2 separate regions of the Homo sapiens genome follow, and region 2 is linked to region 1. The links are chromatin loops, found by intact Hi-C in ENCODE. Cell type or tissue: mammary epithelial cell. All regions are shown on one strand.

Region 1 (8,000 bases):
TTAAGATTTGCAAGATTAAGCAATCTGCCCATGAACACACAGCCTATGAGTGGTGGGTTATCTTTTTAACTTTTTTTTTTTGAGACAGAGTCTTGCTCTGTCACCAGGCTGGAGTGCAGTGGTGCAATCTCGGCTCACTGCAACCTCTGATTCCCTGGTTCAAGCGATTCTCCTGCCTCAGTCTCCCAAGTAGCTGGGATTACAGGCACGTGCCACCATGCCCCAACTTTGCCTAATCATACAGATGTTTTAATTTTTTATGATATCAAATATTTTAATCTTTTGTTATGGCTTCTGATCTTTGTATTCTCATTAAGACCTTTCCTATACTAACATTCTAAAATATTTAATGTCTTTTCTTAAATTTATTTTTAGATATGGACTAGGCATGGTGGCCCACATCTATAATCCCAGTGCTTTGGTTGTCTGAGGCAGGTGGATTGCTTGAGGCCAGGAATTCAAGACCAGCCTGAGCAATGTAGACCCCATCTCTAAAAAAATATAAAAAATTAGCCAGGCATGGTGGTGCTGCACACCTGTAGTCTCAGCTGCTTCAGAGGCTGAGGTAGGAGGATCCCATGAGTCCAGGAGTTTGAGGCTGCAGTGATTGTGCCACCGTACTCCAGTCTGGGTGACAGAGCAAGACCCTGTCTTAAAAAAGTATTTTTTAAAGATTTGGTTTACAGTAGGGCTCCAGTTTTCCCCCCAAACATTTATCCAGTTGTCCAGGCACCTTTTATGAATATTCTTTTCTCATATGCTAAATTCCCATAGTCATTAATTTGTTTTTAGACTATTTATTTCCTTTGACTTATTTGTCTGTAGTTTATCTATAATGAATGCCATACCATATAAAAATATTAATGTACAGTATGTTTTGCTGTGTAGGAGGGCTAATCATTCTTCATTGTTCTTTTTTTTTTTTTTTGAGACAGGATCTTGCTATGTCACCCATAGTGGAGTGCAGTGCCATGATCATGGCTCACTGTAGTTTTGACGTCCTGGGCTCAACTGATCCTCGCACCTTAGCTTCCTGAGTAGCTGGGACAACAGGCAGGCGCCACCATGCCTGGCTAATTTTTTTATTTTGTAGAGATGAGGTCTTGCTGTGTTTCCCAGGATGGCCTTGAACTTGGCTCAAGCAATTCTCCCACCTTGACCTCCTAAAGTTCTGGGATTACAGGCGTGTGCCACTGGGCCCACCCATTGTTCTTCAAAAAATTTCTATGTTATTTTTGCTCCTTTTCACTTCCCCCTTGAACTTTAAAAGATAGTTTATTGAGTTCCATGAAAAAAATTGTTTTAGAATATTATTTGGCATTGCATTAAATCTATAAATTATTGTAATGCATAACTGGCATGTTTGTGATACAATTTTTCCCATCCAGGAACACAGTATATCTTATTTATTTAGATATTCTTTTATGTCTTTCAGTAAAAAAATTTTACGTTTTACCTGTATTAGTTTTTTGGTTGGTTAGATCTTCTCTGTCTCTTTCCTTCCCACCCCACTTGCTCACTTCCTTCTTTTCTTCCATTTATGTGCCAGCACCCTGGTAGGCACTATGGATACAAAATCGAGGTCTGTGGCTTCTTTAAGTTTGGGGAGGGAGATAAACATTAAGTAGATAATGATTAAGTAGATAGCAATAGGTGTCAAATCACAACCATTACGAGGGAAAAGATACCATGTTAATAAGGGTGTATCTTAGGGGTATATTACTTAATTTGACCTTACTTAATGTAGCCTTCCTGAGCAAGTCAAGATCTCGAAGTTGACCTAGCGTTAGTGTGTTAGGAACCTAATTGCTTGGTGGCTATTGTGAATGAAATCTTTGTTTTATTACTTTAAAACATTTTTTGGAGGGGAGGGCAAGGAGAAGACTAGGTAGGCAAAGCTATGTTGATAGTTATTTTTCCTACACAATATATAACATTCCACTCTACTCTGGCTTCCATTGATAGAAAGAAGTTAGGTTTCAGTCTTTTTCTATTTGCTTTTGAGACATTCTCTGTGCTTCTGCAGTTTCTTATCAGGTATCTAAGGGATGATTTATTTTTATTTATCCCACTTGGGATTTATTGGACTTAAAACTGGATTAGCATTGGTGACTTTCAACAGTTCTGGATAATTCTCAGCCATTATTTCTTTGAATGTTGCTTTTTCCATATTTTCTCTATTATGTACCTGTGAAAATCCAGTTAGATATAAGTTAGACAATCTTATGCTATTCTTTATGTCTCTTAACTTCACATGTATTTTCCATTCATCTCTAGTATTTTGATGCATCTTGGATTTTTTTAGATTTATTTGTTTTGCTTTCTAAATCACTGCTATTTAGTTACAAATTCTTATTAAAACTGCTCTTAGAGTTTTGTTAACTTTGTTCACTCTTAATTATTATATTTTTTATTTCTCAAATTTCTGTTCTTTTAAAAATTTCGCTTGGTCATTGATAAGGTCTCTTAATCATTTTTAATACCTGCTTTTATTTCCTTAAACAGAAAGTGTAATATTTTTATATTTTCTGTCAATTTCAGTACACGAAGTCTTTGCAGTTTTCATCTCATTCTCTATTATTTTTGCTGTTTCTTGGTCATGTTACCTTCAATTTTTTGTGTATTGTAACTTTGACTTTGAGGTCATATTCTTTTGAACATTATCAATGGGAATGATTGGTGTCTTTCTTCAAAGATTTGAGTAATCTTTTGTCAGATGTTTGGTGGTACTTCCAACCCAGTATCACTTTATACTAAAATCACAGACTGAGGTTTCTTGGGTCGTCCAATAGAATGAATTTAGTCTGCAAACCCACATTAAAATCAGTTTGGGGTTTATGAATTCCTAGGATAGATTTTTTTTTCCTTCATCTGGTTCCAGGTTTTGAGATGTGTACTTTATTTTGCTTTCTCCTGGGCTTGAGGGGGAATGCTATTTACAAGTTCTCCTTACAGTAGAGGTAGAGCTCTTTGTGGTCTTTGCTTTGTACTGGGGAGATAAAGTCAATATGAGGATCTACTAGATTCTCCACAAAAGGTGGTCCACAAGTTTTTTCTCCTTTACTGTATCTCATTTGAGAGCAGGAAAACTGAAGCTTATGGTTGTCTGATTTAGGAAAATGCCCAACAGCTCTTTTTACCTTTATGGGGTTCACACTTTTACTTAGTTTTTAGCTTCTAAATTTTATTTACTTTTTTTTTGCAGCATATTGATGTACTTAAAAGTACTGCTTTGAACAAACATTTTATACAGTAATTTTAGTCTGAGAATCAGGGTCTTATATGCTATTCTCCTCCTCTACTTGTCCCCTACTTATTGTTTGATTTTATTTACATTTGCAAGCAATTAACAAAGAATTCAGCATCAAGTTTTGTCTGCTAAAGTGAAATATTTAACATTTTATATTTAAATTAGATGTTACTTATAAGCATATAAAATGCTATGGTAATGATAGACCATGTTAAATTTGGAATCAGAAAGGAATTTAGAAATTATGTCATTAGGTACCTACACTATGCATAACATTCAGTTGGAGAAACAGTAGGAAGGTTAGAAGACGTAGTGTTGAGTTCTGGCCCTGCTACTTACCAGCTGTGTGTCCTTTAATAAATCATTTGAACTTTCTTGAGCCTTAGGTCTCTCCACAGTAAATGAGGACAATAATTCTTGACGTTCCCAAGTTATAGAATAGTTGGATGTGCTAATAATGTATGGACCACGTTGTAAATGGCTATTACTGTTAATTCGGAAGTCTTTCATTTGGTTCTGTTAATTTCATTGGACTTCTGTTAGAAAAGGTCATCAATGTATTCATAGATTGCTACCGTTGTTCCTCAAACCCTCTTAAAACCTGTCTCAATTCTTTAGCCTTCCTTGTTTAATTTCCTCCTTGTATGACATTGGAGCTCAGTTAACTTTTAGAGCATAGAGCAGAAACCAAGAATTTTGAAAGCTGATTTAGAAATATCTATTGGAATACACAAGGAGTGTTACATAGTTACACATGTCCTTCACATTCATATCTGATGCAGCTGAATTCCTGTTTTAAGGCATAAAATAAAGCCAGTCTTTGATAGAGAATAGTAAAAGCCTATGCAGTATCCAATTAATATTGGGAAGATTTTTAATGGGATCGTACTGCCTACTTGTCAGCAGAGGGAGCCTTTGTCTCACTTTTTGATTCCAGAACTCTTAGAGTAGTGAGATTTTAACAAGTCAGAATATTTATGGAAAATGTCTGTTTCCTCACCTAGGCCTGAATAGGAACCAGTTTTTCTTTTGTTCCTGGAAGAGAAAAACTTTTTGTGTTTGTTTTCTGAGTTCTTTATAATAGTTGTTCCCAAGTTCCTTAAAAATGGTTAATGCTGAGTTGTAACAGAGGTTCTCAATTACTATCCTATGTTAAAGTTTTGGATGGTCTTAAGATAATGGACGAAAAAGAGCTAATGTAAGTAAGTTAAAGCTAAAATTTATTCAGTTAGAGGACTACACTTAGTGATGACATTTTTTACTTCCTACTTATTTGTATTAGTATTGTCTTTTAAGAGAATATTGGTGATTATAATCTATTTCTTTAAAAAATTTCCTGACTGGGGCCAGGCGGAGTGGCTCACACCTGTAATCTCAGCACTTTGGGAAGCTGAGGCGGGCAGATCACCTGAGGTCAGGAGGTTCAAGACCAACCTGGCCAACCAACATGATGAAACCCTGTCTCTAATAAAAAATACAAAAATTAGCCAGAAGTGGTGCCACATGGCTGCAGTCCCAGCTACTCAGGAGGCTGAGGCAGGAGAATTGCCTGAACCCGGGAGGTAGAGGTTGCAGTGAGCCGAGATTGTGCCACTGCACTCCAGCCTGGGTGACAGAGTGAGACTCCATCTCAAAAAACAAACAAACAAATAAACAAACAAACATCCTGATGGGCTTTTCACAAGGCTGACAACCCTACGATGTTCTCCAGTAGTTTCTGAAATGTTACAGGTGAATGAAATTCATGAGCCTGGGAATCACTGTTTTACTGAGTACTTTAGCAAATAAAAATTGACATTTCTGAATTGAACCATTTCCAACTTCCTGGCACATTTTTTCCTAACCTTCCTCTGGGATCTTTTCTATCCTTTGGTATGTAAAGAGTGAGACTTAATAACTAAATTATCTGATATCCAAGGTATAAATAAGTATGGGTGCTGGGGGAAGTTGGCTTGATACTTTTTTTAAAGCATGCTAAATTTTGGTTTAAGATTGCCATACATTCCTACCATGTTCTATGTACTGTACCAGGTAGTTAATACAGGTTCCCTCCTCCCCTCCTTTAGTCTTTCTAGCAACCCATTGCGGTATAGAGGTTATAATAAGGCTTATTTTGCATTTGAAGATACCAACTGGATGAAATTAAACAAAGTACCCAAGTCACATATTTAGGATGTGTCTGTGAAAGCCAGAATTCAAAACCTTATCATCTTGTGTTTCTGAATCAAAAATCACTGCCCTTTCCACTACTTATTGGTACTATATCTACATTTGATACTCTTTCCATATTTGTTCAATTTGTTGTTTTATGATATACCATCCTGCTTTGGAAACAGGGAACAGTCAGGGAGTATCCTAATTAGTGCCCCTTTTTGGTACTTTGCCTGCTGATAATAATCTCTTGTTTTGTATTGAAAAGAAAAAGACTTTGTACCCAGGCTCTAATAATTACTAGAGCTTTAAGTTTAATCTGAGTATGCTTTTGAAGTCAGAGTTTTATGAAATACTAAGGGATCTAAGGATCATTCTGCTCCTTTGGTGTCCACTTTGGGCTTCCACAATTTATTCTTTGTGGTTGAATGATTTTTCTCCTAATTTGTATATTTTCCTTGTAGAGTTCTCAGCCATGCTTCCTTTATTTCCTATATTTTTTATATTGTCTTTCCAGTAGGCTTTATCTCTTTATTTTATTTTTTTAAGAGCAGATTTAACCTTAACCTTTCCCCTCTCTTCTTAACAGATCTTAGTGTTTCTAGTGTTAGGCATACAATGAGTACTTAGTCTTTTGACTTAGTTCTAACTCTGTAATACCAAGATGGATACTAAACTCTGTAATAATTTTGAATCACAGTCTCTTAAGTGTCACATACCAAAACTAATTATTTCAGGACTTTCACCTTATATTATTTTTACTTTGATGCTATTCATTCATTCAGTAAATACTTTTGGTTCTAGTGGATGCGAGGGACTATCAGGGATGGAGAGGCATGGTGAATAAAACATAATGGCAGTTCTTATGGAATTGTCATGTGAATATGGTGATACTTTCAAACATTTTGGTCCTCTTGATGGTAATTGACATATTGCTAATCTAGAACTACAGTTTAACATAGTTTCTTGCTTTTATGATGGTTCAGTTTAGTTAAACAGATATTTTTGGAGCACTAACATATAAGAGACTGTGCTCAATGCTATGAGCTAGATAATGAAAAGAAAATAAACATCTTTAAGGACTTAAGATATAAGGACATTTAGGGCAGGGTTATTTTACTTGGAGTATTTGGCTGATGGGGCTGGGTGAGAGGGAGTACTATGTTCATTTAGCAGACATACACTGAGGAGTTCTTTTGGATATCTTGTTTATGAATTTATACTTAATTCTGGAGGTACTGGAGTATCTTGGAAGTTTTTGAGTGGGTTGATAACATGATTGCATTTGTATATTAAGATGAATATTTTGGTATATTTGTATGTATGACTTTTACTAAACGTGGTATTTTAACTACTTCCCTTAGAAGAAACCAAGGACATTTAAGAGATCAAACAATGGCTAAATGGCACATTGAAGTCTGTGATAGGAATGGACAGTTCAGGAAATTTAGTGTTGTAACTATCCCTAATTCATTTTGATTTGCCTTTTAAAACCATGTAAGTTTAAATCATGTTGAAACTCAGCTGATAATTTCCTGGCTTTAGTTGTTTTTTTTTTTTTCCACAACATTAATTAATTGGTCACAGTGAGTTCAGTGTAAACTAAGGTTTTTTTCTTGTTTCTTCTTTTGAGATGCTAATGATTTAAGATTAAGAGAGTTGATAATATGTAAAAAGCAAATATTTAGCTTTTGAAGTTAACGCTTTATGGGACTGATATTATTGCAAGTGAGGAATATTTATACAAAATAAAGTATTTAATTTTTTTTGTTTTTAAATATTTTTGGGAGTATTCTCTGGGGTCTTATCATGATTGGCTATTACCTTGAGTAGTTTACCTTAGTTTGAAACTGGTTATATTTTTAAAATTTATGCCTCAACGTTATACTCATTCTTTAATAATTTTTCTTTTGGATACAGGAGAAGAAAGGAATGCTAAAGTACACGGGTTCTTCTGTATGATGTTGTCTGTCTTGTCTTTCTTAGGGAGTCATCCTGTAAGAAAATATCAATATTGGGGTGGGGGAAGGGAGAGAGAGAATACGAATGTGAATATGTGTGTGTGTTGGGGTGAGGGTGTGCAGACAGAGACAGCTCATTCCCCATTCCCAGATTCTGACACACTCACAATATTCTTCTTTAGAGAGTTCAATAGTTAGCATGTTAAGGAAATTGCTATTTTGAGGAAAGTTAACTTAAAATAGTCAGAAAATCATTTGAACAGCCAACAGTTCCCACAGACCTAAGTTCCGAGAGACTTCTCATATTTTTTAAAGTCTTAAAACCCCCCCATTTTTGGCAAAAAAGATGAATTTCTGAGTGTATATGTATGTGTGTGTGTGTGCATGCAGTCTTTCTCATGTTAAATTTTATCCATTTTTCTCTGAAAGAATTTTTTCCCTTGATTTTTAAGTTTTTCAATTTTAAGTTTGGTCTATAAGGAATAGAATAACCCAGTAATATCAATTACTTAACATTTAGTGAATGCTTGCTAGGTACTAGGCAGTATGTATTTTAATTATATTTAATCCTTATTGCAGTATCATGTAATATTCTCTTCTTACCATTACTTTACAGTTGAGGAAACTGATAGAGCTCC
Region 2 (8,000 bases), 500 kb after region 1:
TTGAATAATATTCCATTGTACAGATTGACCACATTTTGCTTATTCATTCAACTATCCAGGACACGGGTTATTTCCGCCTTTGGATTTTGTGAATAATGCTGCTATGAACATGGGCATACAAATACCTCTTCAAGGCCCTGCTTTTGATTTCTTTGTGTACACGTCCAGAAGTGAAATTGGTGGATCAAATGGTAGTTCTACGCTTAATTTTTTGAGGACCCTCCGTACTGTTTTTCACAATGCCTGCAGCATCCTTATTTTAAGACAAAATGTGAATGGACTGTGGGCTCTAAGCCTTGTCAGGAAATCGTTTCTGGCTAGACTTACAAAGGAAATGCGGGAAACGTGGTCACTCAAGCGTGGCCCCCACTATGTCCTCCCAATGCCCCATTCCTTGCCTCTCCTATGGGCCATCAAAGAAATCTGTGGGCACCTGGGCGTGAGGCTCCGCTGAGATCCTTATGGGTGGGACTGGGGTGGAGCCTCCTCCTCGTGGGTTGGACAGTGGTTAGAAAGCAGTGTCTGGGACTAGGTCCTGGGAAAAGTCTGGCATCTGGGGACAGGGGAAGGGTTGATGTTGACCCTTGTGAGTGAGACAGGCCTCTATGGACCTGGAAGGGCCAGGAGGAAGCTCAGTAGGTGGAGTGAGCCTTCCTCCTCTGGGTGGGAGCAGTGGGGGAAACCAGAGAGCTGACTTTCTCCAGGGGCTCAGGAGTTCACCTTCAGCCACAGGCCACAGTCTCTGACTTTAAAATTGAACAACAATGTTTTGTTTTCACTGAATTTCTTTATACTAGTGCCTCTTATTTAAGACCAATGATACTGATTATTAATAAGAACAATATACATTTTTCTTTCAAAATAAATTTGTTAAAATAGGTGAGTCTATTTAAGAAAAATGCTTAGTAAGTAACTGAGGGACAAAAGGATATGGCAAACATGGGGAAGGTGGTACGATCATCTAGCCTGAAGTTTGGGACTGAGATATTGCATGCTTTTTTCAGAGTCATGAGGTTCAAATGACAAAACATATGTGAAAGTGTTTCATGAGCTATAAAGCACCCTTTGGGTGTAACACAGCATCATTTTCATGACAGATGCTGCAGGTGGTCCAGTAGAGTGGTGCAGGAAGGCAGGCAGGACTGGAGAGTAAGGGGGAGGTGGGGAATAAGGAGGACCAGGGTAGGCAGGAGGTTAATGGGTTTGGTGGTGAAGGGAAGACAGACCTGAATTTTTTTTTTTTTTTTTTTAAGAATGGGGACATTGAGTGTGATCTCTCACATGGAGGGGAAGCAGCAGAATCTCATCTGACAGCACACGTGGGCAGCAGCGATGGCCTGGTGGGGCAGTAGAGGTGGGATTATGGGCAAGACTGGGAAGGGTGTGCTCCTTTCTCAGAGACCAGAGCTCTCTGGTTTGGCAGTGGTAGAGAGGAGAGAGGCTAGCCTGCGAATGGGCGTCCTCAGGGAAGCAGGAAGTGAGTGGGTGTGGGCAGGTCTGCAGTTCACTCCGGATGGAAGGAAGGCTGCCGGGAGTAGGAACCTAGGGCAGCATTCTTCACACTCTATGTGCAGAGTGTCTCCTGGGCAGAGGCTTCAGAATACAGATTCCTGGGCTCTCCCCTCTGCCTCTACTTCTGAATGTCTAATGGCAGGCCTGGGAACTGTGTCTGTAACATATACTCAGAGAGGATGATGCTGGAGAACAATTAGGAGATCCAATGAAGACACCAAGGGGAGCAAAAGAGACTGTCAGCACTTTGGTTGGAGCTAGAGTTGGTCAAGGCATTATTCCATGTATTTCACCTGGTTTTCACTCATTTGACAGGGATCTATTGTGCTTTGGTGTGTCCAGTACTGTGGGAAACACAAATAAAGGAGGTAGAGCGGTGGGGAGAGTGAGACTGGTGAAGGCCCAGCAGCTGTTCCAGGCACTGTTTCTCCCTGGCAGAGGCTGGATTCATGGATGATGCTGGTACTGAGGCGTGGTTTGACTTTGAGGAGCATGAATGCCTGGCCTTTGGTATCTAGAGAGATGAAAGGTACAGTTTCAGCCTGGACATTCAGTTTTCCCTGCCAAATCTAGGTAGACGATGACTTGAGTTCTTAAGTACACAAGGAGCAGTCCAGGGTCCTGGGTGTTGGATGATTTCTATAATGCCAGCTGGCATTTTTGCTCCGTTAGTGTGCCACAGATGGGGGAGTCACTGGTGAGTGCCACTGAGGGCAGGCCTTATTCTGCTTCCTTTCTTGGGACAACATTGACTCCTCTGGTTTAAGCTGACAGAGATTTCTCCTGGTGTTGGTGCTAGCCATCTTCCAGATGAGATTAAAACCTAAAATGCTCATTTAGTTTGTCTTAAAAGTGTCTTACAAGCAACTTGTCTGCTGAGCTCTGTGTGCTGCAATCATGGCAGGAAATGGAATCTCGGGTTTCAGGCAGGGGCAAGTGATACAGTTTAGAGTTAGTGTTGAGGCTTGAAGACTGTAGGGTTACAACATTCAGTTGGATGTGATTCAGAGCAAGTTCGGACAGTCTTTCTCTCAGAAATTGACGCAAGGCTGCACTCTATTTACTGGAAGGCTTGCAGGCGGTTGACTGCTAATGTGCTCATATGGAATTTGGGCAACAACACCTCTTGCCCTCTCTAGACTGTCACTAAGTACACAATCCGATGCTTGTCATGCTGACTTGGTTTCCTCTGTTCTACTGAGGACTTGGTTGTCCTTCCTCAATCTTTCCCTTCATATCACACATGGTATGACTCTTACCAACCTTCCCTTTAGCTATACCACATCAACTATTCAACTGCAGTAGCTGTTGGGCAATTGGAGACTGTCTTTTCTTTGCCTTCCTGGGAAGAGGCCATGATGGTTCCACGCCAGCAGCCCTGAGGTGGGAGGGGCTTGTTGCTTTCACCAGGGACCGTGGTACCACCATCACCTTGGTGGGTTTGATGCAACATGAGGAGGTGGATGATGGAACAGGCGCCCCTAGATTGGGTCCTCTGCTATGGGGGAGGGGTCATTAAAAGATCTGCTTTAGGTGAATCACTCTAGGCTGGGGCAGGGTCCCAGCAGAATGTGATTTCTACTTCTAAAGGTACCCAGAGGTACCAATTTCACTCTGAAAGGAGCCAGTTCTTGCTCTGCTCCAATTTGCTCTTTAGTCTTCTGGGTTGAGACAAATATGTTCAACAGAGCCCCCTTGTGGAGAGAGACAATGTACAACTGTCTATCAAAGGCCCTGAGAAGGCCTGTAGCAAAGAAGCCCACTGCCTTTAATTCGGCATTTCCCAATATTATTAAGCCATAGAACCTCCTTTTCTAAATTTTGCTATGTACTCCTGGGGGAACTAGTGTTCCACAAAGTGCCCTCTGCGAAACACTGTTCTAAGAATTTAATAATTCCAAAACCTCCCTTGCCCTTTAAAAAAAAAAACACCAAAAAAACAAAAACCTGTATCTGGGGTATATACCCTGGTGACTGGTAATCATAATCTTAAAATGAAAAAGTTAGAAGGGCCTGCTTTTCCTTTCTTTAGAAACAGAAGAAAAAATGAGTACATAATTAGCATATGCTAACTGCTATAACAGGCAACTCCCTGAATTTTGATTATCTTAAACTACATACATTTATCTCTCTACCATGTCACAGCTCAGTGCAGTTAGTGGGGAGCCCTACCCTGTGCAGTCATTCAGGGTTTCATTCTTCTCCCACTGTGTGGCTTTGCCATGTCCAGAATGGGACTTCAATGTCACCTTGCTGTGGTCCAGCTGGCAGATGGGGGAAGAGAGAGAGTAAAGAAGACACACGTGCTGAACTCCTTGGGCCCAGCAGTGACATAGCCAGCCCTACATACATGCTATGGTGAGACCCTCTGTGGTGCCCCACCTAGATACAGGCATGCCAGGAAAGGCAGCTTAGCCTTGTGTCCAGAAAACTGAAACACGCACGGCGAACATCTGAGTCCTCTCTGCCACTGTGAGATAAGACATTGAGATGAGGTGTCTGAATCCTAGTCTGGGCGGAGGCAGAAGGAAGGGACCCAAGAGATGGTGAAGACAGAGAGAAAGGCAGGACCGGGAGCCTGGAGCAGAAGGAAAAGGACACCCGGGAGCCAGCCTAGGAGAGGCAGAGCCAAAGATTCCAGGGTCTCCATGAATAGAAGGTGCCATCTTGAGGCTCTGAGAAGGGATTGGATGCTTTTAAAGAAGCATGGGAGTCGGGCGTGGTGGCTCACACCTATAATCCCAGCACTTTGGGAGGCTGAAGCAGGCAGATCATGAGGTCAGGAGTTTGAGACCAGCTGACCAACACAGTGAAACCCCGTCTCTACTAAAAATAGAAAAAAAAAATTAGCTGGGTGTGGTGGCAGGCTCCTGTAATCCCAGCTACTCAGGAGGCTGAGGCAGGAGAATTGTTTGAACCTGGGAGGTGGAGGTTGCAGTGAGCCGAGATCGTGCCACTGTGCTCCAACCCAGGTGACAGAGTGAGACACTGTCTCAAAAAAAAAAAAAAAAAAAAAAAAAAGCATGGAAGAAAAGAAGGAAAAGGACATGGGTGAACAGAAATTCTAGAAGCACGTAAGGGTAGCAGCGGTCTGTAGGTAACTTCCATACTAGGGAATCATTCTCGTTTTCTTTATAGTATATTGAAATAATATACATTTACCTGAGGGGAAAAAAAGCATTTCTTTTGAAGTAGGAACAAGTCGGGAAAGAATTTACTTTTATTAGCTTTACTTTAGTAAAGTATCTTTGTTCCACTGGTCCAGGGCTTCTCAACTTGTATGCCACCAATGGTCTTCCCACGCCTTAGGGAATGGGATGGGGTGGGAATAGAATCCCTCAACAATCTCCTCTGGCTCTGGAATCTCCTCCTTTTTCCTGAATGAGTCATACCAACATCATCATTTTCTGTGTGTACCATAATGCACAAAACTCTGGGAAGCTCCACATTAGCTCAGTATCAGTGTCTGCCAAGGTATGGGGTTGGTACCCATCGTAAAACTCCATAATCAACCCATCAATTACCATATTTTATCTCTTTACACCCTGTGTTGCATAAATGCCCAAGAAGCAAGAAGCAATCAAATTAGAAATAGTTGCAGAAAATATGACAAAGGAAAAATAAAGATTGGAAAGACAACAAGGAGACAAGAGAGAGGTCGGCTTGGTACCCAGGAAGGCATGTGGAATAGACTTGAGTGAACTACACATTCCACAGCATCAATGAGATGAAAATAAAATGGATATTCAGAAGCAGCCTATTCCTCTCAGTAAAAAAGGTCCTAGAAAAAGACATCTTTCCTGATGATCCCAACCCTCCATAACATTTTTATAGTGAATACAAGCACACACTTTGTGGGACTCTTCTTCAGAGTGTTCTTCAGTGTACGTTCAGGGCAAAATTCCAAAGTTCAGGCTGGGAAAAGTAGTTTGGGAAGGGGTGAAGGTGGGGCCAGGAATGCATCTGTGTGAGATGATGTTCAACATCCCAGGGAATCCATAAAATGTAAATAAAAATGCAATGCTACTTTCCAGCTATCAGATTGGCAAAGATTACAGAGACTAATTCCAAAGAGGAATAATGCCTCATACCTGTGAGGGTGTGTAGAAACTGGCACTTCTGATATTTCTAAATTGATACAACCTTCTTGCATAGCAGTTTGGCTGTGTAAAAACACATCAAGACAAGTATGGCCTTGAGGAAGACTCTTTCTAGAAAATTCACTGAAGGAAATAATCATGGGTGTGTCCAAAGATGTACTTACAAAGATGTTCATCATTGCATTTTTTCTAATGTCTAAAAATGAGAAAATAGGGGATTGAAGAAATTGTAGTTTACCTATGAAGTAGGATAGACACTAAAAATCATGTTGAAGAAAACAATGTAAAAATAAACCATGTTGGATGATTTTTTACTGACATGGGAATCCATTTATAACTAAACAGATGAGACAAGCATATTACTATGCAATATAATTTTATTTTTTTAAAAAAATGCACACAAGTGTACACACACACATCCTAGAATTATATACATTAAAATGTACATAGTGGTTTTCTTCATAAGGTGATATTTTGAGTAATATACGATACACAGTTTTTCATTTTCTCTGTTTCTTTTTCCTTGCGTTTATCTTCTAAATTTTTGACACTAAGAAATAAAAATCCATTTTTATTTTTTCTTTATGATTATTTATTTTTAACCAACAAAAATTGTACACAGACAGTCCTCAATTTACGATGGTTCAACTTACGATTTTTGACTTTATGATGGTGGGAACATAAGGTGAAGTCGGTAAAAACAGTGTTTTGGGTACCATTCTGTTTTTCACCTTCAGTACAGTATTTAATAAATTACTTGAGATATTCAACACTTTCTTATAAAAAGGTCTTTGTGTGAGATGATTTTGCCAAACTCTAGGCTAATGTAAGTGCTCCGAGCACGTTTAAGGCAGGCTAGGCTAAGCTATGGTAAAATTCCATTTTTAAAGTGAGGGATAGGGGCTAATCATTTTTATACCATTCAGAGTCCTTCAAAATGACGATAGAGAACAGAGGAGCAAATTCTCTATACTATGCCATCCTCCCTGGGCAAGGGACATGAACCACGCTCTCCCCAGAAGCATGTCTCACATTGATGCAATGCCATCGCCTCTGTAATAGTTTGGGGTGGAATTATCCATTTCGGTTATTATACCTAATAGAAATCACAATGGTAAGAAAGTGGTTCGCTTACCATAGAAATCACTTTCAAGCAACTAACCCATCCACCATCCTCTCTGTTCTGGGACTATGTCATCTTTTCCTCTTCTATCCAACTTCAGCAGCTTCCTCCCATGGTCACATCCTGATCCTTGTCAGTTCCGGGAACTTCTCCATAGAAAACAAACATCCCACTCTTGAACTTAGCCTCTTCTCCTCTCCAGCCGTCTATTCAACACCCCTTCCATCTTCAATTGCTCTTAGAATTAATTGGGACCTTTGACCAGCTCCCCATATATACATTTTCTCATTATCCATCACCTGCCTCCTGTCTTTATTGTTCAGTTCAGATTTCATAAAACTAATCTTTTACATATTAAATTCCTATGCATCTCTGTCCTTCCAAAATGGAATTAGCAAGACTCCAACCCTGGATCAATCCATCCTCTACCTTCTCCTGGCGTCTGAAAATCGCCGGAGGAAATCTGCACAACTGTGTCAATTTTTAACATCATAAATTCTGAAATAACAATGCTAACTGGGATCCCGATGGAGTACAGCAAACTTACTTCATTTTTCCAGAGAGCTCACTCTTCCCTCCTTCACCAAGATGCCTCCATTCCCTGTACTCTCTCTAAAAGTTGGTTCCACTGGAACCCTCCCTCAGTTTCAGCCTCATAGTGGAGCTGCCAGATGGAGCCTGTTGCTGAGCCCAGGCTCTCACTTGCCCCTACGCTCATCCGCCACTTCTTGCTCCTAACCACACTGGAGGAACTGTGCTCAGATCCCTCTCTGCTGCCTTCTTGGGGCCTCCTTCAGGTAGGAAGGCCCTCTCCTCCTTCATCTTAGCTTCTCCCCTTTATTACGTCCCTTTCAGGATTCAAACACACCCTCAAGTCTTAAAAATAAACAAGAACAACAGATCAGCAAACAAACCCAGCATCAAAATCTATTCGAGAGCCCAGTGTCCCAGGCCCTTATCCTGGAACTGGCTGAGCTCCAGGACAGGAATCCAACTGATGAAAGCCTCACTCTAGGGGATCCAGAGCAGCTGGAGGAATGCGTCCCATGGCCTCGCTGCACCGGGCAGCCACTGCGGCCGTGTTGCCTGGTGGCCATCTTTGGGAAGGGGACACCCCCTCAGCAGGATGCTGCAAAGGGAGAGTTCTGAAGGCAGAATCTATAAAAAGATTCTGTCCATATAAGCTTAGTGAGTGCTTCTCAAAGTGTAGCCCATGGGCCACCTACATCAGAGTCTCCTGGGGACATCTGGCAAAAACTTTTTTG

The links. A loop is a pair of places that touch in the nucleus more often than their neighbours do. Peaks named below come from ENCODE experiments on the same cell type or tissue, not always from the same donor. Only the 100,000 strongest peaks of a DNase experiment are listed, where the experiment ranks them.
Region 2: a loop joins it to region 1, with 6 times the contacts of the local background. A loop is called at or near these places in 34 of 110 quality-filtered maps.

The regions. Positions count from the first base shown.
Region 1 is chr7:33,239,348-33,247,347 of GRCh38, forward strand. The region is part of intron 5 of BBS9 (Bardet-Biedl syndrome 9); the gene reads left to right. Among named protein-coding and RNA genes, the nearest start is that of BBS9, 110 kb to the left of the region's middle. In mammary epithelial cell, a CTCF peak has its summit at 4,162 (motif pointing right); no DNase peak of the experiment used is centred here.
Region 2 is chr7:33,741,251-33,749,250 of GRCh38, forward strand. No RefSeq gene overlaps it. Among named protein-coding and RNA genes, the nearest start is that of FLJ20712, 19 kb to the left of the region's middle. In mammary epithelial cell, a CTCF peak has its summit at 3,206 (motif pointing left); a DNase peak (open chromatin) is centred at 2,551; H3K27ac peaks cover 1,655 bases.